Linked DNA regions of Homo sapiens: region 1 is linked to region 2. Evidence: read pairs that join two places in POLR2A ChIA-PET (ENCODE). Cell type or tissue: HepG2. All regions are shown on one strand. Links, peaks and the distances in the headings refer to the core of each region. The heading gives the core; the rest is flanking DNA. Region 1 holds the start of HES7 (hes family bHLH transcription factor 7). Region 2 holds the start of LOC124904106 (translation initiation factor IF-2).

Evidence for each region. ChIA-PET counts read pairs that join two places held together with the same protein. Peaks named below come from ENCODE experiments on the same cell type or tissue, not always from the same donor. Only the 100,000 strongest peaks of a DNase experiment are listed, where the experiment ranks them.
Region 1: POLR2A ChIA-PET joins it to region 2 with 5 read pairs; 7 of 35 experiments call an interaction of 5 or more read pairs at or near these places.

The regions. Positions count from the first base shown.
Region 1 is chr17:8,123,804-8,128,176 of GRCh38, reverse strand. It overlaps HES7 (hes family bHLH transcription factor 7), which reads left to right and starts at 4,071. Exons shown (of 4, transcript NM_001165967.2): 1 at 4,071-4,134. The coding sequence starts at 4,093. It overlaps TRG-GCC2-6 (tRNA-Gly (anticodon GCC) 2-6), which reads right to left and starts at 2,431; the gene lies at 2,361-2,431. RefSeq lists enhancers at 1,143-1,222, 1,743-1,802, 1,615-2,416, 3,693-4,213 and silencers at 1,473-1,662, 2,343-2,392, 2,503-2,552. In HepG2, for the core only: no CTCF peak of the experiment used is centred there; a DNase peak (open chromatin) is centred at 2,446; H3K4me3 peaks cover 3,585 bases; H3K27me3 peaks cover 1,668 bases.
Region 2 is chr17:7,843,018-7,847,390 of GRCh38, reverse strand. KDM6B (lysine demethylase 6B) reads right to left here. Exons shown (of 24, transcript NM_001348716.2): 3 at 2,371-2,490; 4 at 1,935-2,077; 5 at 1,700-1,841; 6 at 1,421-1,519; 7 at 1,094-1,313; 8 at 899-991; 9 at 651-812; 10 at 375-572; 11 at 1-286. The coding sequence starts at 1,836. LOC124904106 (translation initiation factor IF-2) reads left to right here and starts at 1,863. Exons shown (of 4, transcript XM_047437265.1): 1 at 1,863-1,937; 2 at 2,452-2,514; 3 at 3,527-3,752. The coding sequence starts at 1,863. RefSeq lists an enhancer at 2,169-2,288 and silencers at 2,439-2,658, 3,199-3,388. In HepG2, for the core only: no CTCF peak of the experiment used is centred there; DNase peaks (open chromatin) are centred at 2,460 and 3,700; H3K4me3 peaks cover 2,276 bases; H3K27me3 peaks cover 307 bases.

The DNA.
Region 1 (4,373 bases), core at 217-4,216, 280 kb before region 2:
AGTCTGGGTCTGTTGGCCAGGCGAGAGTGCAGTGGTGCGATTACGGCTTACTGCAACCTCGCCTCCCGGGTTCAAGCGATTCTCCTGCCTCAGCCTCCCAAGTAGCTGGGATTACAGGCCCACGCCATCACTCCCGGCTAATTTTTGTATTTTTAATAGAGACAGGGTTTCGCCATGTTGGCCAGGCTGGTCTCGAACTCCTGGGCTCAAGCGATCCGCCTGACTCAGCCACCCAAAGTGCTGGGATTACAGGCGTGAGCCACAGCGTCCGGTCCAAAGTGATCTTATTAATTATTATTATTATTTTGAGACGGAGTCTCGCTCTGTTACCCAGGCTGGAGTGCAGTGGCGCGATCTCGGCTCACTGCAAACTCCGCCTCCCGGGTTCAAGCGATTCTCCTGCCTCAGCCTCTAGAGTAGCTGGGATTACAGGCGTGTGCCACCACGCCCGGCTAATTTTTGTATTTTTAGTACAGACGGGGTTTCCCATGTTGGCAGGCTGGTCTCGAACTCCTGACCTCAGGTGATCCACCTGCCTCGGCCTCCCAAAGTGCGGGGATTACAGGCGTGAGCCACCGCGCCTGGCCCCAAAGTGATCTTTTAAAACATCAGTCAGAGAATATAACTTTGCTGATGAAAATCCCCCACTGGCTTCCAATTGCCGTTATAATCCAAATTCCTTCAATACTCTCCAAGATCCTGTGGGATGGGCTACGCCTGACTCTCTAATCTGATCTCTGCCACTCTGCAAATCCTCCATCCCGAGTTCGCCGGACCTCTTTCTCCAGCTCCCACCAGCAAATAGCTCTCCTGCCTCAGAGCCTGTACTTGCAGATCCTTTTGCCTGGACTCAAGGCTGCTGACTACGCTGGCATCAAATATCACTTCTTCATAGAGGCTGTCTCTTACCACCCAGAGTAAAGTAGCCCTTCACTTTCAAGTCATCGCCATGACCTTTTTGTTGTTGTTGTTGTTGTTTTCTTCCCACAGCCTTATAACCATCTGAAGCTATCTTATGTTATTTTTTGCTTTCGTAGTTATTGTCTGTCTTTCCCTCTGTAATATAAGCTTCAGGAAAGCCCAGACCCAATGTACTCCTTACAGTACTCGGCACACAGGAGGCACCCCATAAATATGGGCTGACCGAATAAATCCAGCAGCTGCGCACACAGGCATATAGATAGATGCACTTTTTTTTTTTAACAGTTTCCTTCTGGAGGCCACGGTTACTACTTAGCGCTAAGAACAGAGCATTGGCAGTCACAGATACAATCCGAGGACGAGACAGAGACCCAGACCCTGGCGCAAATAAAACAGGTTGAAAGAAACGGGAGGGACAGCTCCAGGGTGAATTCCAGAGACAGAGACCCAGATAGACTAAGGCCGAGACCCAGATTCACTCAGCGAACCTGAGCCCCGAGCCCACAGGCCCCGGCAGCGACCGCGGACAGAGCCAGGAGGAGGCGAGCGGTGGGAGGCGGAGCGCGCCGGAAGGGAGCGGACCGCGGGGAGCCCCGCCGCCCCGCCCAGCCGGCCCGCCCCGCCCCGCTCACAAGTGGTCGCCGCAGGTGGCTGTGCGCCCACCCGCCCGCCCTCGGGCCGACGCGTGCGGGATCAAAGCGGCCGGGAAGGGGCGGGGAGGGGAGGTGGCAGGAACCTGGAAGTGTCAGCGAGCTTCCCAGGGGATGGCAGGAGCGTGGGAGCGCAGAGTCCCGGGAGGCGACAGAGACTCGGAGAGACGACGAGATACCAGAGACCCGAGAGAGCCAGAGGCGGAGATGCAGACGCCAAGACGCGGAGAGACGCGGAATCAGAGATGCGGAGGGAGGAGACCACCAACACCAGAGAGACCCAGGGCAGAAGTCGCTGAAGATCTGGAAAAAACGTGAGAGATACAGAGATGGAGGAGCTAAGAGACACTCAGAGACCCGGAAAGGAGGCGAGACAAAAAAGGCATAGACCCATAGACTTAAGAAAAGAAAGCGTGCTTCAGAGAGAACGGAAAATAACAGAGGAAGAGAGGTGGAAAGAACAAGGGATGTAGAGTGGGGGGCGGGGAGACCTGGCCCTTCCCCCGCGGGGGGCCGAGATCCGAGCACTGTGTCCTTTCTCAGGGTCACGCCTGCGGAGGTGCGGGCCGGGGACGGAGGGAGGGGGGTGTGGAGGCTGCAGGACCCCCATGCTGGGAGGAGGGGAGTGCGAGGGCGTGCGGAATCGTTTAGGCCTGGGGCTGCAAACTCTGCTATAGTCAAAAGGTTAAGATTAATATTTGGTAGAAATATTTAAGTGAAGATGTTTCTTAGAAATGCTACCAAATATATTATCCTTTTTTTGGAGGGGAGAAAAGAAAACTGTACTCGTGCATTGGCCGGGAATCGAACCCGGGCCTCCCGCGTGGCAGGCGAGAATTCTACCACTGAACCACCAATGCGCGGCTTAAAGATTCTGCGGGGATCCTATCTGAGATTGTAAGAGGTTGAGGCGGACCCGGACAGGCAACGGTGTAGGCCAGGGAAGTGGTCCCGAATGGTTGCCGTGGGTGGAGCGCCAAGTCATCCTTCCTCTCGTCCGGATCCGGCCACCGGGCCATAAAGCCGCCCCATATGGCCAGGGGCGGCCCCACACCCGGGTGCGAACAGCCGGGGGCCCCCAGCCTCGCGTGCAGGTGAGAAAAATTCAGCCCGAGCCCAGGTTCCCAAGGAGGGGGGCGGCGGGGGCTGATGGGGACACACATTTGCGTTCCCATTTGGCTGAAGGACGGAGAGGTGGGATGTGCTGGGGGCCCTGATCCCAAATGGGAGCCCCCTCCTCAAGGTCTGTGCCTCTCCCGGCTCGGGCTATGATGGCAAGAAAGGCTTCGTGACAAAACCAAGGTGCGGAGGGCCGTTGGGAGGGCTTGAAGGAAACCCCATTGGTCTCTGATTTCACAGCTGTCTTCCGTCTCGGTCTGCAACCCTGTCTTTCCGTGTCTTTATCCCTGGCAACCTGGCTGTTCCCTTCAGTTTCTGATTTATCTTCTCAGACACTTTGTCCTGAAGCCCTCGAGTGGTCAGGCATCGTTCTGCGGAGGGTCATGCTCTTGGTTTGAGGTGGGTGTTGATCCCTTTTTTGTACCCCTTGCTTTCCCCTTAGTAAACTGCCTGCTCCCTGCTACCCTACAGTCACCAGGGGCCTCCAGAAGCAAGCAATGCGGGCACACTTGCGTGAGGTGTCCTATCAGCCACACTCCTGAATCTCCTATGACTAGTTTTGAATCAAATACTTGTACTGTAAGTGGAAAGACCTCTCCACTCATACCTATGTTTCAAAGACTTGCTCCCTCTGCCTTGAAGATCCTCCTCAGTCCAGCCATCCTTAAGGAGACCTTTTCCCGGAGCACCTACTTCACTGGGCTTCTGTAATAGCTACTTGGTGTCACATGGTCTTTTCCATTAGATCCTGCAGGGATAAGCTGGGTCTCTCCTGCGTATCTCACTATGACTCGCCCGAGCCTAGACAAGTGCCCTGTCCGCAGAGTGGGCGCGCAGATGTTCGCGGACTTGAATGTAACTGGCTTAGATAGAAGAGAGCGCCTCTCCAACCTCCCGGCAGAGCTTCGGTTGAGTCGGACAGATTCACCCAGCGCACTCGGGTTGCTCCCTGTCTCGACTAGGAAGCGAACTTCGGAGATGATGTATAAAATTCAGCCTGGGGGCTGAGAGGTGCTAACTTCTATTTCAGGGTTAGTGAGGGTACAGTAAGCCTCCCAGAAAGCTGCAATTCTGGAGGAACTCTGAATTTCATCCCCAAGCGAGCTCTGCCCCAATAGCCTCCTCCTTTCAGCTGGGTCCCGCCTCCTTATACAGCCTTACGGTCTGTAAACCAGCCAGTGCCCCCATTCACCCCTCACTTCCCGCACTCCCAGGCCAGTTTCTCTCCTTCCCCTCCCCCCTTCACTCCTCCTCTTTCCGGGAGCCTCGTGCCGGGTCCTAGAGGGGCAGAATCTGGATGTCGAAGGGGGCGGGGTCGGGTCCTATCCCTCCTACCCTTGGGCCGCGGAATATAAGGCTCCAGGCGAGCAGGGAACCGGTCCACACAGGGTCCGGAGGAGCAATGGTCACCCGGGATCGAGCTGAGAATAGGGACGGCCCCAAGGTGAGAGGCGGGAGGGGAGGGAGCAGAGGTCCCTGGTTTGGCTAGGGGACTGGGCCCCTGACGCCGTCGGTCTGGAGAGAGGCTGGGGACGCAGGGGTGGAAGGGGAGCGGTGCTCCAGAACTCCAGGAGCCAGAAGCTGGAGAGGAAGCTGCAAAATATGAAGAAGGGGACAGGGGTCAGAGCCAGACCTGAGTGGGCGGCGGGAACATAGGACTAGGGGCCTCGGTAATGGGTGTCG
Region 2 (4,373 bases), core at 97-4,096:
TGGTGGTGGTGCCGGGGAGGCCAGGGGGCCGGGAAGGGGCGTAAGGCACGCAGGCGGTGGTTGCTGCTGGTGAAACGCTGGAGTCCATCCGCGACCTCTGAACTCTGCTCTCTCTAAGGTCACTTCCGGGGGGACGGGTGGCAGGCAGGCAGCCATGGCTCTCTGCTCCTGGGGGGCGGGGGCCTGGGCCTGGGGGAGCAGCCGGGACCAGCCGGTGGCCAGGGGGGTGCGCGGTGTACGCTGGAGCTGGGTATGGATATGGGTGAGGCAGCGAGTGCCGCTGCTCCTATAGGAGATAAACAGGGATGCAGGATGAGGAATAGAGAGCGTGGGACTTGTAGGTGAGAGGTGAAAGGCAACAGGCAGGGGCTCACCTGGCGCTCTGGGGGTGCTGAACCCTTGCGCTCTGGGCCCCAGGCATCTCCATGCAGGGTACTCCACAGCCCTGGCTTGGTTAGCTGAAATGGGGGGCTGGTAGCCAGGCCAGGCAGGGGTGGTGGTGGTGGTGGTGGTGGTGGTGGTGGTGGTGGTAATGGTGGTGGAGGCAGTGGCAGCCCTGGGGGAAGGCCAGTCTAGGAGAGAAGAGAGTGTGAGAATCCCATTCCCAAGTCCTGCCTACTTACTGCCTGCTGGCCCCCCTATACCCACACCTGTTCAGAGTTGCAGCCTCTCCTTCGCTTGCCTCCAGGGCTGAGGCCCTCCTCCCCTGAGGGGCCTGAGAGTGCTGCAGGAGGCACAGGCTGCACCACTGGGGGTTCAGCAGCTCGCTTCACCGGGGGACCTCCCCGCTTGGCTCCATAGTTCCGTTTGTGCTGAGAACAAAAAGAGAGAAGAGAAAATGGCACGGGTGCAGGCACAGCCTGGCTCTCCTCCCTAACCCACCCAGTGCCAGCCTCACCTCAAGGTGTAGCAAGTTCCACACTTGCTCCAGTGGGGGCAGGACCTTGGCTCGGTGCTGGCAGGAGCCAGTATGAAAGTTCCAGAGCTGGGCCTGGGGGTGGGGGGACACGGGGCAGGGGCAGATGTCAGGTGGGGCACTGAGCCAGAAGGCACAATCGTACAATCCCGTCCCCCACGCCCTGCCTTCTCCTACCTGCTGCAGTCGGCCAATGCGGGGCCCCAGCTCAGCGAAGCTTCCTCCGTATCGAAGGGCGCTGTGGTAGCAGCGTGTGGCCTCCTCACTATCGTGCTCTGACTCGTACAGTTGCCCAAGCTGTTCCCAAAGCCCTGGCTGGGCTGGCTCCCGGAGCAATGCCTGCACACAGCCATGCAGGGATTCCAGCTTCCCATGGAGGGGTCTTGGAGTGGGCGCCCTACAGAGCAGAAGGGGTGGGGGTGTGGGTGGGGGTTGGGCTTGAGGGGACTCTTTCAAGGCCCCAGCCTTACCTCCCACTCCCAGAACCTTCAAATATCCACTCACCCTGGAGCATAATATGGTTTGCTGGGGTGCCCAGAACTACTGCCATGTGAAGGGGGTAGGGGAGCAGGAAGCGGGGGCTGCCCAATGCTGGCTGAGCATCTGGAGAGAGAAGGAGTCTGTTATATACGGCAAAAAGGAGCAGTCTTGTCCTACCTAGGCAGGAGGGGGCTGATGCACGGAAGCCCACAGAATGACAGGAACCCATGGAGAATGACACAGATTGAGGGATACAGAGATGGAAAGAGGTGTGCCTGGAGACAGAGGGCCCCAACTTCTCACCTGCCTCCAGGCAGCCATGCGCTACGAGGAGGGGGATGAGGCGGGCAGGAGCTCCAGGCCCCAGCACAGCTCAGGCCCCCAAGGGCAAAGGCTTCCCGTGCAGCGCGGGCCCCTGGAGGGTCCACTGCCCGATGCATCCAGCCTGAGTTGGGGATAAGAAATTATGCTCTTACTGGAGGCAAAACCAGAGCTGCCAGTGTACATCCAGCCAGCTCGGCCCCAGAGTTTCCCTTACCAGGTCAGCAGTGGCCCCAGGAGCCCTGGAGATTGGGCACGGCCCCCTGCCCCAGCTCTCTGGGACGATGGTCCGGCTCCAGCCGCTCTGATAAGAGTGCCCGCTACCCCCAGATGGCTGCCTCAGTCCTTTCACAGCCAATTCTAGAGAGAAGGAAAAGGAGTGAGACGAGCTGGCCAGCACACAGTCAAGGCCCAGGGGCTGGGATGGGCGGACTGTGGCATCCACCAATTTGTCATTTGTGCAAAGGGCCCGGCCTTAGCTTTCCCCAAAGGGAGGCCCGGCCCAACCACTCCCTAGAGGCCCAGGAGTGTGGCTGGGAGTCAGGACGTGTGTGGCAGGGAACCAAAAGGCCGGTCAGAGGGACGGGGTGGCTGCGCTGCCAGGCTTCCAGTCCGGAGCCACTGGGCCGACCCAAAACGCAGCGGCCGCTTACCCGGCCTCCGTGGGAGCGTCCTCACACCGCGTCGGCAAGCTCCAGAGATCTGGCCAATCACAGGACTTCCTCTCTCCCCAGAAAGCCAATCATCACCCGTGTCTCCGCCTCAGTAACAGCCTGGCCGGAACCAATGGGAGCGAGGTGAGCCCGGCAGCGGTGGCCGGGGGAGGAGGGGCGCGGGAGCCGGTCAGACGAGCTCAGCCCGGGGTGACCCCGATGTGACCCCGCGGCTCCCACCTAGGGTCCCCATCTAGGATCCGACACTCCGGCCGTCAGGGCCAGAAGGCAGCCAGGACAAGACGCATGCGGATGAGGCCGGTTAGTCGCATGCTCCGGCCGGCGTGGGGGCCGGCGCTACCCGCAAGCCTCAAGCACCCAGAGCCGCCGGTGGCCACGGCCAGGCTGCTCGAGTAGCCCCACGCCCGGCCACCGTAAGACCGACGGACGACAGACGGATGCAGAACGCAAAAAAGACGTCCCTCCCCTTCCTCACTTCACCTCGCCCAGTGACAGACCTCCCTACCCCGAGCGCCCCTATTAACTGCTTAGGGCTGGCCAGCCACAGCGACTTCCACGGCACCCAAACCCGTCCGCGCCGCTATCGGCGCTCCACCCCCAACGCCTGACCCCGACCCAAACCTTGGTCAAGCCCCCAGTCTCATACCCAGTTCCTCCAGGTCCTCTACTTCCCCTGGCTTTCTGGGTCTTCAATACCGACCGACCCCCAAAATCAGACCCCTTTTAGTCCCCCAACTTCCGAGAAGTCGCGCACCGCGGTCCCGAGTGGCCCCTCTCTCGTGGCTCGCGTATCCTCTCTGCCCTTCCCCGCCGGGGCCACGCGGTTCCCCACGGCCCACGTGGCCCCCGCCCCCCAAGGGAGGGGGGATTTCGGGGGTTGCCCGTGACGTGGCTACTTGCGCAGCGGAAGCGGTGTGTGTAAATGTACTGCGGGGGGGGGGGTCCTGAGGGAGGGAGGAGGGCGGGGCCCGACAGGCAGTGACATCACCCTTGTCCCACTCTCACCACCCACTCCCTTAAAGAACCCAGAACTCGTTTCACTTCCTCCTTCACGCCCCCCCCACCCTTTCGCTTTGGTGCCGACTGGACCCCCGACTGGCACAGCGCTCCCCTCTCTTGGGCACCTTCCCTTTAGCCCCAGCTCTTCCTTCTCGCCTCTCTGAGCCCAGGAGCTGCGTCCCCGCGCCTCCTCCTTGCCTACCCGGCGTCCCCGCAGGTAGGGAGCCGACTCGGCTCCCGGGATCGGTCCATTGAGAGTCTAGAGTACAAAGAGCAGCGAGAGGCGAGTGTCGAGTACAAAGCCGCGGGGGCGGGGCCAGCGCTCCAGCTGGAGCGAGCGCCGGGCAGGAAGCCGGGGGAGAGTGCGCGACGAGGGGCTGGGGGTGGCTGGAAAGTTCGCGTTCGTTGAGAGAAGTCTGCGCTGTGGGGAAATTTCCACCCAGCCCACAAGGGCAGACGGGTTTCTGGTGAAAAGAGCCTTCCTTCCCGAAGGGGCAAGGTCGTTTGTTTGCATGGAAGCGCTTGGACCCTACAGGTCCCTGCGTGCCACTCTCCGCCAAGCCCTTGTGGTCGCTTGGGCCCCGCGGACCCTCTCCGCGGTTCACGTGGTATTACTGTCAGAACTCTCTCCTCACTAGAGGCAGCATCCTTTCCATCAGTAACCAAGCCAGGTACGGCGCTGAACTGTGGTCAAGTATGGCCCTCCGTGACTGCCCCCACCCGAGTACCGAGGCAGGGGCGGGGAGGAGACCCAAGAACCAGACGTGGAGGGGGAGCCGGGGAACCAGACAACAGAGGGGCAGATGCCTGCTTGGGAAGTGGTCCCGAGAGCGCCGCCAGTTACCAGGAAAGGCAGCTTCCCCTTCGGCGATGATGACACTTCCCCTCTGCCACTTCCCCTTTCCCACGGGGAACTGACTCAGCTTTCCCTAAGTCAGTGAGTGCCGTCCCTCCAGCTCCCTGCTCTTCCACCTTTATCCACA